Linked DNA regions of Homo sapiens: region 2 is linked to region 1. A link is a loop called in an ENCODE intact Hi-C map of the cell type or tissue named here. Cell type or tissue: sigmoid colon. All regions are shown on one strand. Each heading gives the region's core, and the rest is flanking DNA. Links, peaks and the distances in the headings are about the cores only.

Evidence for each region. A loop is a pair of places that touch in the nucleus more often than their neighbours do. Peaks named below come from ENCODE experiments on the same cell type or tissue, not always from the same donor. Only the 100,000 strongest peaks of a DNase experiment are listed, where the experiment ranks them.
Region 2: it touches region 1 in a loop (6-fold over the local background); 1 of 110 quality-filtered maps calls a loop at or near these places.

The regions. Positions count from the first base shown.
Region 1 is chr2:207,262,085-207,267,461 of GRCh38, reverse strand. All of the region lies in intron 1 of LINC01802 (long intergenic non-protein coding RNA 1802), which reads right to left. Among named protein-coding and RNA genes, the nearest start is that of LINC01802, 4.3 kb to the right of the region's middle. In sigmoid colon, for the core only: no CTCF peak of the experiment used is centred there; a DNase peak (open chromatin) is centred at 2,951.
Region 2 is chr2:207,823,949-207,829,325 of GRCh38, reverse strand. It overlaps PLEKHM3 (pleckstrin homology domain containing M3), which reads left to right. Exons shown (of 8, transcript NM_001080475.3): 8 at 830-5,377. The coding sequence ends at 1,007. Among named protein-coding and RNA genes, the nearest start is that of FZD5, 57 kb to the right of the region's middle. In sigmoid colon, for the core only: no CTCF peak of the experiment used is centred there; DNase peaks (open chromatin) are centred at 3,165, 4,115 and 4,555; H3K4me3 peaks cover 997 bases; H3K27ac peaks cover 661 bases.

The DNA of each region.
Region 1 (5,377 bases), core at 66-5,065:
TAATAACATAGAAGGCAGAGGACAACTCTAGGAGTGAGTGCTTGACAAGGCAGTGGAGGAAGAGGTTCCACTGGATGAGAGAAGGGCTTGCCTTGGACTGCAGTGGGGAGGGTTTACTTTCTGTAGTAAGAGGGGAGGGTAACTATGTGAGGCTGTGGGTACGTTGGGAGCTTGCTCAGTTTGGCAATGGGAAGATGTAGAGGTTCTTTACTGTCTCAGTGAAATAAAATATAAAGTATTATCTTTCACTTCTCTTATCAATAATTATTGATTATTGACAAGCTGAAAATAGAAAAAATAATTATTGACAAGAAATTTAGCTTCCTCGTTGATATCAGGCTCTCACTGAGCACCCCCAAATGCTCTTGGATATATACCATTGTCTCCCCACTCCCACTTTGGGGAGTGAGAGTCTGATTTAATTTATTCACCGGCAGCTCTTTTCAGCTCACCAGGCTGACGTGCTGGTGTTTTGCTGTTTTTACCCATCGTGTGTTTCTCTCCATTGAGATAAACTTCTTCCACAAGAAGCTGCCTATCTTGACAAGTCTGTTTTGAGTCTGTGCTCCACTGCACAGCCAGACCTGAAAGTGACGGGAACTGACAAACTCTCTGAACTTGTCCCATTGGATTTGTCTAATGGGCCTTTCCCTGACATAGATGAAAAAGTCATTGACAGAAGCAGACCACTTACCATGAACCTGAGGAGAGGTATAAGCAGCGACAGATAAAATAGGGCTTGAAAAAAAGCTGGGAAATTCAGGAGCATACGATGGGCCCAAGGAGATCTTCACTTTGAAATGCGAAGCTGAAATGGATGGGTATTGGGTTTTGCAGCCCCAGGTCACCGGCTGACCAGTGAGAATGCCGAGCTCCTGTTCTCTATTGCTCTCCCTGCACTGCACTGCAGAGAAGCTGCTAAGTGGTGACTTGGGGGTCAGGGGTGGCTTTCAGCATCCCCTCTAGGCCTGAGGGCTGAGTTCTCTTTCCAAAGAGAAAAAAGTGCTATTTGAAATTTCGTGGCCACTTAGAAATTCTAGTTTGTTGGCAGAATTCACACTGAAGGAAGTTTTCCAAACAGAAGAGTCACATCTTAGGAGTGGTATTTTTAGGTTCTATAATCAACACCTAACGTGAACATCATATAAACTCAGAATTACCCTTGAAAAGCCCTTACATCACCCTTAAAACATATATCCCTGTGTTCTAATTTTCATTCACAGTGAAATTTGAAAATCATTGCGCTAGATTAAAGGAACAAAAACAGGAAGGAAACATATGTGCAGATGTCTGGCCTCAGACCATTCTGCCTTTAAGGCAGATACCAAATCCCCAGCTTTGAGAGAGCACTGAGGGGAGAACGCAAAACATCCTTGTTGGGCCACAGGGTTTACTTTATTCCCCTTGAATCTTAAGCCTTGACAGCTTTTACAGATGGTAAAGGATGTGTTCGTCATCGTGATGAGTAATTGAAATAGCGGCAACGCATCAGGTCCAGGTTAGGGGTAAAGTGAAATGATATCACTTCACTCTATTTTCTTTAAGAAGAAGCTGTAGATAAGTCAGTGGATATGTAAAGGTAGGATCCAGGTCTCCTCTACAAGGAGTAAGTTGGCTGAATGAAGGTTAAAATGGCTTGATTAAAGTAGTAAAGCAACTAATTTCTTAAATACTTAGGGAAAATGTAAAACGCAGCCTAGCATAGGAGAATCCTATGTGAAAAGATAGCTGATAGTTAGTTTTCAAAAGGGAACAGAAGGACCTCTCCATTGTCAGCCAACACTGGAGTCTGAAAAGTAGCACTCTGAGGAGAGAGAGATGGTAGAAGAGAAAAGGCTTTGAGGAGGAATAGAGCCTGAGCAACATGGCGGGCCACAGACAAGAGAGAGGACCAGCCATGGGCTCTCCATGATATGGTAGTGCTGATGTTCTTGGGGAACAGAGATATCAGGCCTTGACTTTTGTTTTCCTTTTCTGGCTTTGGAAATTCCCTTATGATCTTCTCGAGGCTTGGGTAGAGTCAGTTACCTAGAAACATCCCTAGGGAGTAGGAAACTATGCAAGGGGTCAGAATCCAAGCTGGAATGGAAAAATGAGGAGAGTTGGCTCAACCCTCCCAGGACCACTCTTCCCCAAAGAGTAGAAACAACAGTATATTAAATGGTTGTTGCAGGTCCAAGGACGTGATCAGCAGCAAAACCATCAGAGAAATTAAAGGTCGAACAGAGATAGGAAATTAGGAGCTAGGCAATGTGGAGGACATGGCTGCAGGAACCAATGGAAGAGTAGATTGAAACGAAAGTCCTTTCTCCTAAATATGCTGGAGTCGGAGTTGCTGACTCAGATGGCTACAGGTGCCAGCCAACAGCATGAATAGTTGAAGAGGCTTAGTATAAGCTTCGTGCTAGGCTCCTTCTACTACAATTAAACATCATACCCACTAAGTTACTTTGGCTTTTTTTTTTTGAGACAGAGTCTCGCTCTGTCACCCAGGCTGGAGTGCAGTGGCGCGATCTCGGCTTACTGCAAGCTCCACCTCCTGGGTTCATGCCATTCTCCTGCCTCAGCCTCCTGAGTAGCTGGGACTACAGGCGCCTGCCACCACGCCCTGCTAATTTTTTGTATTTTTAGTAGAGATGGGGTTTCACCGTGTTAGCCAGGATGGTCTCGATCTCCTGACCTCGTGATCCGCCAGCCTTGGCCTCCCAAAGTGCTGGAATTACAGGCGTGAGCCACCGCACCCGGCCTACTTTGGCTTTTAAAACATTGTGGGGATGTGTTGAACAGTAAAACAAAATAACTTTTTGGGTTTCATATTACCCCAGGCTCCCAGACTGCAGCCTCTGAACTGGGGAAGGTAACCCTCTAAAGGAGGAGTGTGATTCTGCAATCATGTGGATGGAGCTTATGCCTGTTCGTGTTTTCAACACGGAGTCCTTGGAACTAGCACTGCATGTTCACCCTGCCAAGGGAAATTTACAGCTGAGGGCCTTTGGATCCTATCCAGAGTAGCATCTCTGTCTGCCCCACTGGATACAGCTCAGTCTTTGGTCATTGCAGAGATCTTTTCCATTTACTTAGTGTTCTGGGGCTTTAAAGGGAATGTGCACTCATGCTTCTGCCACCATTTCTTGGTTTGCCACCACTGAGGCTAGCTCATCTCTCTCTTGGTCTAGGTTCTTCTGAAAACACAGCCTCAGTCAAGAACTGAATGCAGGTGTTTTATTTGGGAGGTGACCCTAGGAAGCAAAAGTGAGGGCATGGGAAACTGAGGCAGGGGAGGAGGAAAAACTAACACACAGGTGCATGGAGATCTCTGCCGTAGGCATACAGAGTGGGGGTGGAGTGTCGATCCATTGACTCTCAGTGGTTGGAGACAGGAGGAAATTGACTTAACTTCTCTGGCTGTCTGCGTTTTCCCTGTGTGAAGCTCCCAGAGCTTCAGAGAAGCCCTGAGGCGGCAAAACAGAGAACTTTAGTAGCAAGCTTGGGATAGGTGTTGGCAGTGTGGATCTGACTTGAGGGAAGTGGCACCATGCAGGGCATCAAAAGTAACTACTACAGTCTATAATGTGAAAGACCCATCCAGGAAGGACCCGTCCATCCTGGGAGTGCCACAGACTGGGTGCTGCTGCCCTGACCTGAGCTTGGCTTTCTTACCTCTCTTCTGCCCATTCCTTGGACAATGGGAAAATTGCTCCATGATATCAGCCCAAGGATGCCTCTTCTACACTGTTCTTTTCCTCCCTGGCTTTCCTAACACTCACACTCATGGGTTTCCATGTGTGAGCAGTAACTGCAAAACTTACTTCCCTTCTCTTTCCTCCTTTACCTTCTGTCTTTTTTTTTTTTTTTCCTTTTCATAGAGAATGGGGGTCTCACTATATTGTCCAGGCAGGTCTTGAACTCCTGGGCTTAAGCTATCCTCCCGCCTCTGCCTCCCTAAAAGCTGGGATTACAGGCGTGAGCCACCATGCCTGACCTCCTCCTTTACCTTCTAATGGCCTTTCCTTTTCCTTTTCTCTTCCTTACAAAACGTGGTTGTCTCTGACATTCAAGTCCCTAAGGCTCCAATCTTCTTCCTCCCCACATCCCCAGGGATATAATTTGGTCCCCAGTTTCAGCTCTCACAGCTGTGTCACTGCCTCCAGCTGAACATCTCCAGGTAGGTTTTTCTCTCTATTTCTGGCTCTCTGTTTATCCTTACCCATCTCAAAATTACCTGGCTATTATGATGCTAATTCAAGTTTGAGAACCTCCCTTTAAGTGTGAAATCTCCCACAGTGAGTTGGATCCTTCTTTTTTGGTTATCTTTTATTCAGCCCAGATCAATATGTCTAAAAGTGACATTTTAGACATATTGACCCCAGCCCATGCCTTTCTCATGCTTGCCAATGTCCTCTCTGCCCTAAAAAAAGAAAAGAAAACACTCTAACTATCCAACCTATGTGCATGCTACTGTCCATTCATGTCTACATGTGTTCAAATCTGGTACCACATTTAATTCCTCAGTGTCTTTGGTGGTGGCAGTCTACCTGGTATTCATAGGCCACGGCGTGGAGTCAGACTGAGGCAGATCATGAGGTGCATGGCCAAACTCACTAGAGTCTCAATATACAGGGGTGTTGTGAGTCAGAATGCCAATGCTAGAAGGATCACTAACAACTGGCTTGAACAACTCATCACATTAAGATGAAGAAACTGAAGCCCAGAGAGATACAGAGCTTTGACAAAGGACACAGGCCCGGTTCATGCCAGAGTAGGGCCTGGAGTGACCATGTTCTGTCTTCCTTCCCAGAGCCCTTTCTACAATAACATAATTAAACAAGGAGCCTGCATCAGGGACTTTTTGAGACGGAGTTTCACTCTTTTTGCCCAGGCTGGAGTGCAATGGCACTATCTTGGCTCAACGTAACCTCTGCCTCCAGGGTTCAAGTGATTCTCCTGCCTCAGCCTCCCAAGTAGCTGGGATTACAGGTGTGCACCACCATGCTCAGCTAATTTTGTATTTTTAGTAGAAATGGGGTTTCACCTTGTTGGCCAGGCTGTTCTTGAACTCCTGACCTCAGGTGATCCACCCACCTCAGCCTCCCAAAGTGCTTAAATTACAAGCATGAGCCACCACACTGGGCCACGTCAGGGACTTTTTACGTGCAAGCAGAGGGTACCGAGCTCAAACTAGCTCAAACAATAAAGGGAAGTTATTTCATATAAATGAAAAGTTTAGAGGTATCTGGCTTCAGGTGACATTTGAACCAGAAGCTTAAATATGTCAACAAGAACAGGTGGATGGAATGCCTGATTAACCTCACCTAGACCACGTAAGTCCCAGGATCATATGAGAAATTCAAATAGAAATAAGGGATATTGGAAAAGG
Region 2 (5,377 bases), core at 241-5,240, 560 kb before region 1:
CTTCAGCCTGGGTGACAGAGTGAGACCCTATCTCCAAAAAAATAAATAAATAAAAACTTCGCTGTAAAAACAAGTTATTTAGACTCCCGTGCAGGCTTCCACCAAGCCAAACAACAAATGAGTCATCCACCTGGAATGTTTGCTCTCTACATATTACAATATCTGTCATATTGTTTGAAAAATGTTTTCTTCCCCACTGTCTCCTGCTTTAATGTTCACGCTCATGTTATAAAGGTAGACTTACAAAGGTAGGAGTTTTTTCCTAATTTTTAAAAAACTCACAAGATTTCATAGACCACAGGATGTCATTCAGAAAATGAAAATGTGTCATTTTATCTTTTCAAACTGTCAAATAAAGGCAGCTAGTTAACAGAGAACCACTTAGCTCGTGTTAACTGATGTAGAAAGCTGCCTCGCCATGGATGTAACGCTGTGGCTGTCACTGGTGTGCCGAGCGTTTTCACGAGGCACTCCCCTCTCATTTTCTGTCATTTCACTCTAGAGTCACTGCCAATTCCCTTCTCAATGGAGAGCTTCTGGTGTTCTGTCCATTGTCACTATAACCAGAATTGCTGGGTGACTGCGGACTCCCCCCCACTCATAAGCCCTAGTTCAGATCAGAAAAGCAAAAATGTTTTTCAAGTGAAATTCAACCTTGAGCATTTTGGAAAAACAAACAGTTCATTTCAGTGAGTCATCTCCCTTCCCATTGGCAGGGTTGTCCAGAACAGTAGATTGTGCCACCAGCTGCACCTGAGGCCACAGGGCTTCCCATTTGTGTCTTGCTGGCTTCAGTCTTGCTCATCATATCCATGGTTGACTTTTGCAGGTGTGAAAGCTGTGGAGCCGTTTTCCATTCTGAATGCAAAGAAAAGTCTGTCCCCTGCCCGAGGTGTGTTCGCCGAGAGCTGCAGAAGAAGCAGAAGTCTTTCTGGCAGAGACTGAACATGGACGAGAGTCTAGAGGAGGCTTGCACCATGTTCGAGCTGTCCTACCAGAACACCTGACTCCAGCCGACCCGAAGGCCAGGGATTCACCAATCAACAATCCATCAGCCCCAGAGCGGCCTCCTAACTAGCCAGTTAGACCCCTTTGGAAGAAGAGTATGTATCCTCTTCAACTAGATATAGATATATATATTTATTTATATATACGCAAATACCTATACGTCCTGTACGTATGCTCTGTGTACATCATTGTCCAGACGATCCACAGAACCTCTGTGGCTCGAGAAACTACCAATAGCTGGATTACACTTAGCCAAGAATTTCAGCTGCTTGCTCCCAGACAAAACGTGGTATACACAATGCTTTATAGTTCAGACTTTTTTTTTCTCTCTGTCTCTCGGTACATTTTATTACCCAAGACACAAAAGGAAGCATTTCCTGCACAAAACAGTGCTTTAGGTTATTTTTGTGTTATTTATTTTTAGCCTTCACAGAGGCTGAGGTAACTGAGGCAGGCACCCATCATCATCTGTTTCATAAGAAAACCTTCAAAACACAAGAGACTGCTGGGTCCTTCCAGGACCTGGTGTCCGTGGCGCTCCCGCCTCAGTTCCTCCTGTGGAGGCGGGGAATCACGTAAGCAGAGCCGATGGCTGGAAACAGGAGCCAAGCCCCCTCTGACAGAAAGCATACACCCCTCATTTATGAGGAGGGCTGGTTCTGGTTTTGAAGTTAATCTCAGAAGTTTTTTTCCTGAGAAGAGAAGAAACCTCTGCGACCAATAACTGCGTGTTGTCGGTCTGTTTTTCGGTACTAATCCCATCACCCACCTAATGATGTGACGCTCCACCGTGTTTTCCAGGCTGTACACATGGCTTTCTTAACAGTTTTCAACGGGTGCCCATGGTTGATATTTATGATTTTTTTCATGATGCTGGCCGGAGGAAATGTCCTGGGGTGGTTGTTAAAGACATCGTCGTGTAGACTGGTAGATAAGGCTATCTAGTAAGTATATTCCCAAAGAGGGTCGTTTTAGTTTCTTTTCTCAGAATCCTGTGGAGGCAGTTCCTACCTATTCATTTTAAGTGCTTTATTTCTCGTTGTTCTTCCTGCACTTTCATTTCGACCTTTGTCAATGTGACCATTCTTGCTTTCTCATTTTTTTGTTTAAAAAATCAGAGTAATGTGGAACTTCAAAATACCAACTTTGGACTATTAAGAAAATACAAACTTACAAGTATAATTAATGAATTAGATCTAATATTATTTAAATAAATATATATATATACACACACATATATAATTGCCACCTTGAAGTAAAACAAAGAGTGCTAAAATAAATAATAGGAGTAAGAAAGAGATCTGCTTTGCTATTTGGCAGGTAGTGTTCTCCAGCTGCAGTGCCCTTGGAAGAGCACGTGGCAGTCACTGTGACCAAAACGGCAGGTAGGACAGCCCTGGGACCCTGACAGCTCCCATTCCTTCCCCTTAACTCTCCCTAGAGCAAGAAAAATATGTTTATAATGGAACAGTTCTCAGTAGACTTTATGAGAAGATTCTGTAGCTTTCGCGCTGAGCAGATGCCTTCTATGTCTTCATGGTTTAGTAGTTTTGCTGCTATTAGGATCAGTGGCTCACAACATACTTGGTACATTCAACCCCATTGCTCCTTTCCCCCACACGCCGCTTCCCCAAGACCCCAACTCATGATACTTCCATCCATCTAGAGATGTGACATTTCAGACTGACTTTTGTGCAGTTAGATGTAAGCATTTTACCTCTCAACCCACACCAGTTCCTTTGGCCCCAGGCCACACATTTCACCTTAATAGCTCAACACCATACATGCATTTATTTTCTGACTATACAGTAGCCGCAACCAAGGCTTGAAAACTTGTTAAAAGGCCAGGGCCCTATTCATGAGACGCCTGACGGTGCCTTTTACCCTTAGAAAAGCAGGTTGACTTTTCCCCCACTCTAGTTAAAGAGAATGTTGCACACAAAAGAAAAAGGGTGGAAAATCTCAAACACTTGGCAACAGGCAAACAAATTTGATCATCTCCTTTCCTCCTCCTCTTGGTAAAATACAGTATTTATATTTTCCAGCCTCAGAGAAGATAGCAGAACATGATCTTTCACAAGAGAATTATAGACCTGCTTATTATAAAACAGATGTGCTCCCATGGCAAAGTGCCTTCTCCCTCCGCCCCCAGCTCCCTGTCACTGTAGCTTACTTTTGCCTTCGCTGTAATTAATGTATCCGTGATTCCAACTGTCAGCGAGGCCATTCCTAGCACACTGCATTTGGAGACCTGAAGTGCAGTGCCATCTCCTCCCCTTGTAACATGTTTGCCCTGCATACAGAATTTCCTCTCCTAGCTCACAGGCACCCAGGGTCATACCTGCCGAGAGTCAAGGGCGAAATTCTGGATCCCCGTTCAAAACATCTTTGTTTTCACCAGTCCCCATTTAGAGGGCCCTGCTAAATACGAGCAGTCCCTGTGAACTCCTAAGGAGGACTTTCCACCCACATCATTTTCTGCTTATTTTCAAAAGGGAAACAAAAAATCGATGTGTTATCACCATCAGCTACCCAGAGCTGGGTCCATGTCCAGCACTCCTGTTTCCTCTCCTTTTCGTACCACCCTGACAGCTTGGTCGGTGCCAGCCACAGGCCTATGACATTCTCTGCCACCACCACCAAAATCTGATAGGACAGAGTGGAGCCAGCTTAGGAGTTGGGTCTGCCATGAAAATTCAAAATTGCTGTTTTCAGCCCAGAATACCTTGGCGCACATGAACGCCCTTACTGTTTTCAACTTTAACAAATTACTTGGTGCACTGTTAGGTAATTGTTCCACTGCTTAGAAACTGTCGAAACAAAAGCAAATCTGTGGATTACCACCTCTTTCAGACCAAACTAATACCTGCTTTTCCTCGTGTTCCATTTTTCATCCCATATTAAATATCTTGCACATAAAACATATGAAAAAATGGCCAATTAATCTCCTGGAGCTGGCAACTGACTCCGGGGAACCGCTTTTTGCTGAAAGGCTCATTCCCTAGTGTATCACTTGAGGAAATCCCTCCTAAAAGTGCCAGAAACTCATGTGTGAGATCGTCCAACCCTGGTGAAATGTTGGCATCTAACCCCGCAGTAAAGAAGCCAGTTCCTAAAATAGACCTCATTTTGCACCGCGGCAGGAAGGCCACAAAGTACTTAAAAAGCCGTCAACTGGAATGGGGGTAGTGTTCTTTCCAGGCCCGCTTTTTCCAAAGTTAAAAGCCTCTTTATATGAAAACCATGTAAACTCTCAGCAGCCCCCTTTGCTTCACTGCCTTTTCTAGGGAGTGCATTAGAGTCATTTTTACGTCTGTAGTGCTAAAGGGTCACCTAGTTAGGAGCTTTAACATCGGATTCGCTGAGAGGGTCATCGGTTTTTGATTCTTCTAGAGTAGGCCTCCACCAAGAAGGGAATACGTCTAATACTTGGGATCTGTGGTTTGCAACACAAGTGGTATCCCTCAGACTCCTGAAAAGGGACTATGCCGTGACTTCCTTCCGGCTGCAGTGAGATCCGAGGTGTTTACACCACCCTAGTTGCCGAATGCAGCCTTTGCTCAGCTAGAGTGTGTCCTCTGACGGAGCCTGGCCTCTGTTTTTGTCTCTGTGTGTTGTGTGTACACACTGAACGTGGACATCGGATAGTTCTTTTCTGTGCCTCCTCAGAGAGGCTTGGCTTCCAAACCTGGGAGTTTGTTCTCTACCCATTGGCTAGAAAAGGCCGTCCATAAATTAGTATATCCAGGTGGGACTAGCACGATGCCACGCACACTGAACATTTTCTGCAGAGGGGCGTTAGCAGTGGAAGTAGAGACACATTCTGGTCCTCCTTTAGAGTCAAGCCAATGCTGTTGCTCGTGTATTTGTGCACAATTATTCATCTCCGTTGATCTGACACACTCTCTTGAAATCACTAGATTATGAAACAGATCTTCACCTCCTGATTCCAATACTGCCTGGTTTCAACACAGGGGTTGTTTTATTTTTTTACTTCTCCTAGTAAATAGAGATGTGTATAATTTTTGCCCATTTTATTTCTTGAGTTGTCTGCACCACTTCTTTTCTTACTCTGAAATAATGTGAAAACGTGAAGTTGGAGCAAGACCTTGAAAGAGCCTCCCTCCTTTGCGTGACCTGAATCGGTAGCGGCACTCTCTGTTTCCCCTGCCTCCGTGTCACTTGTTAGTGATGGGCATTAGGAGCTTCATATGTTGCACACCTTGTATCACTCTTCCGACCCTGAGTCAGGTAGAGCTGTCTGCTCGAGGTCGAATCCAGTGATGGGTGACTAAGCTCTGCTCGGTTAATGTAAACAGACAAGTGTTGATTTCTGTCATGTGGAACGGTGTTTCGACAGTTAAGTCTA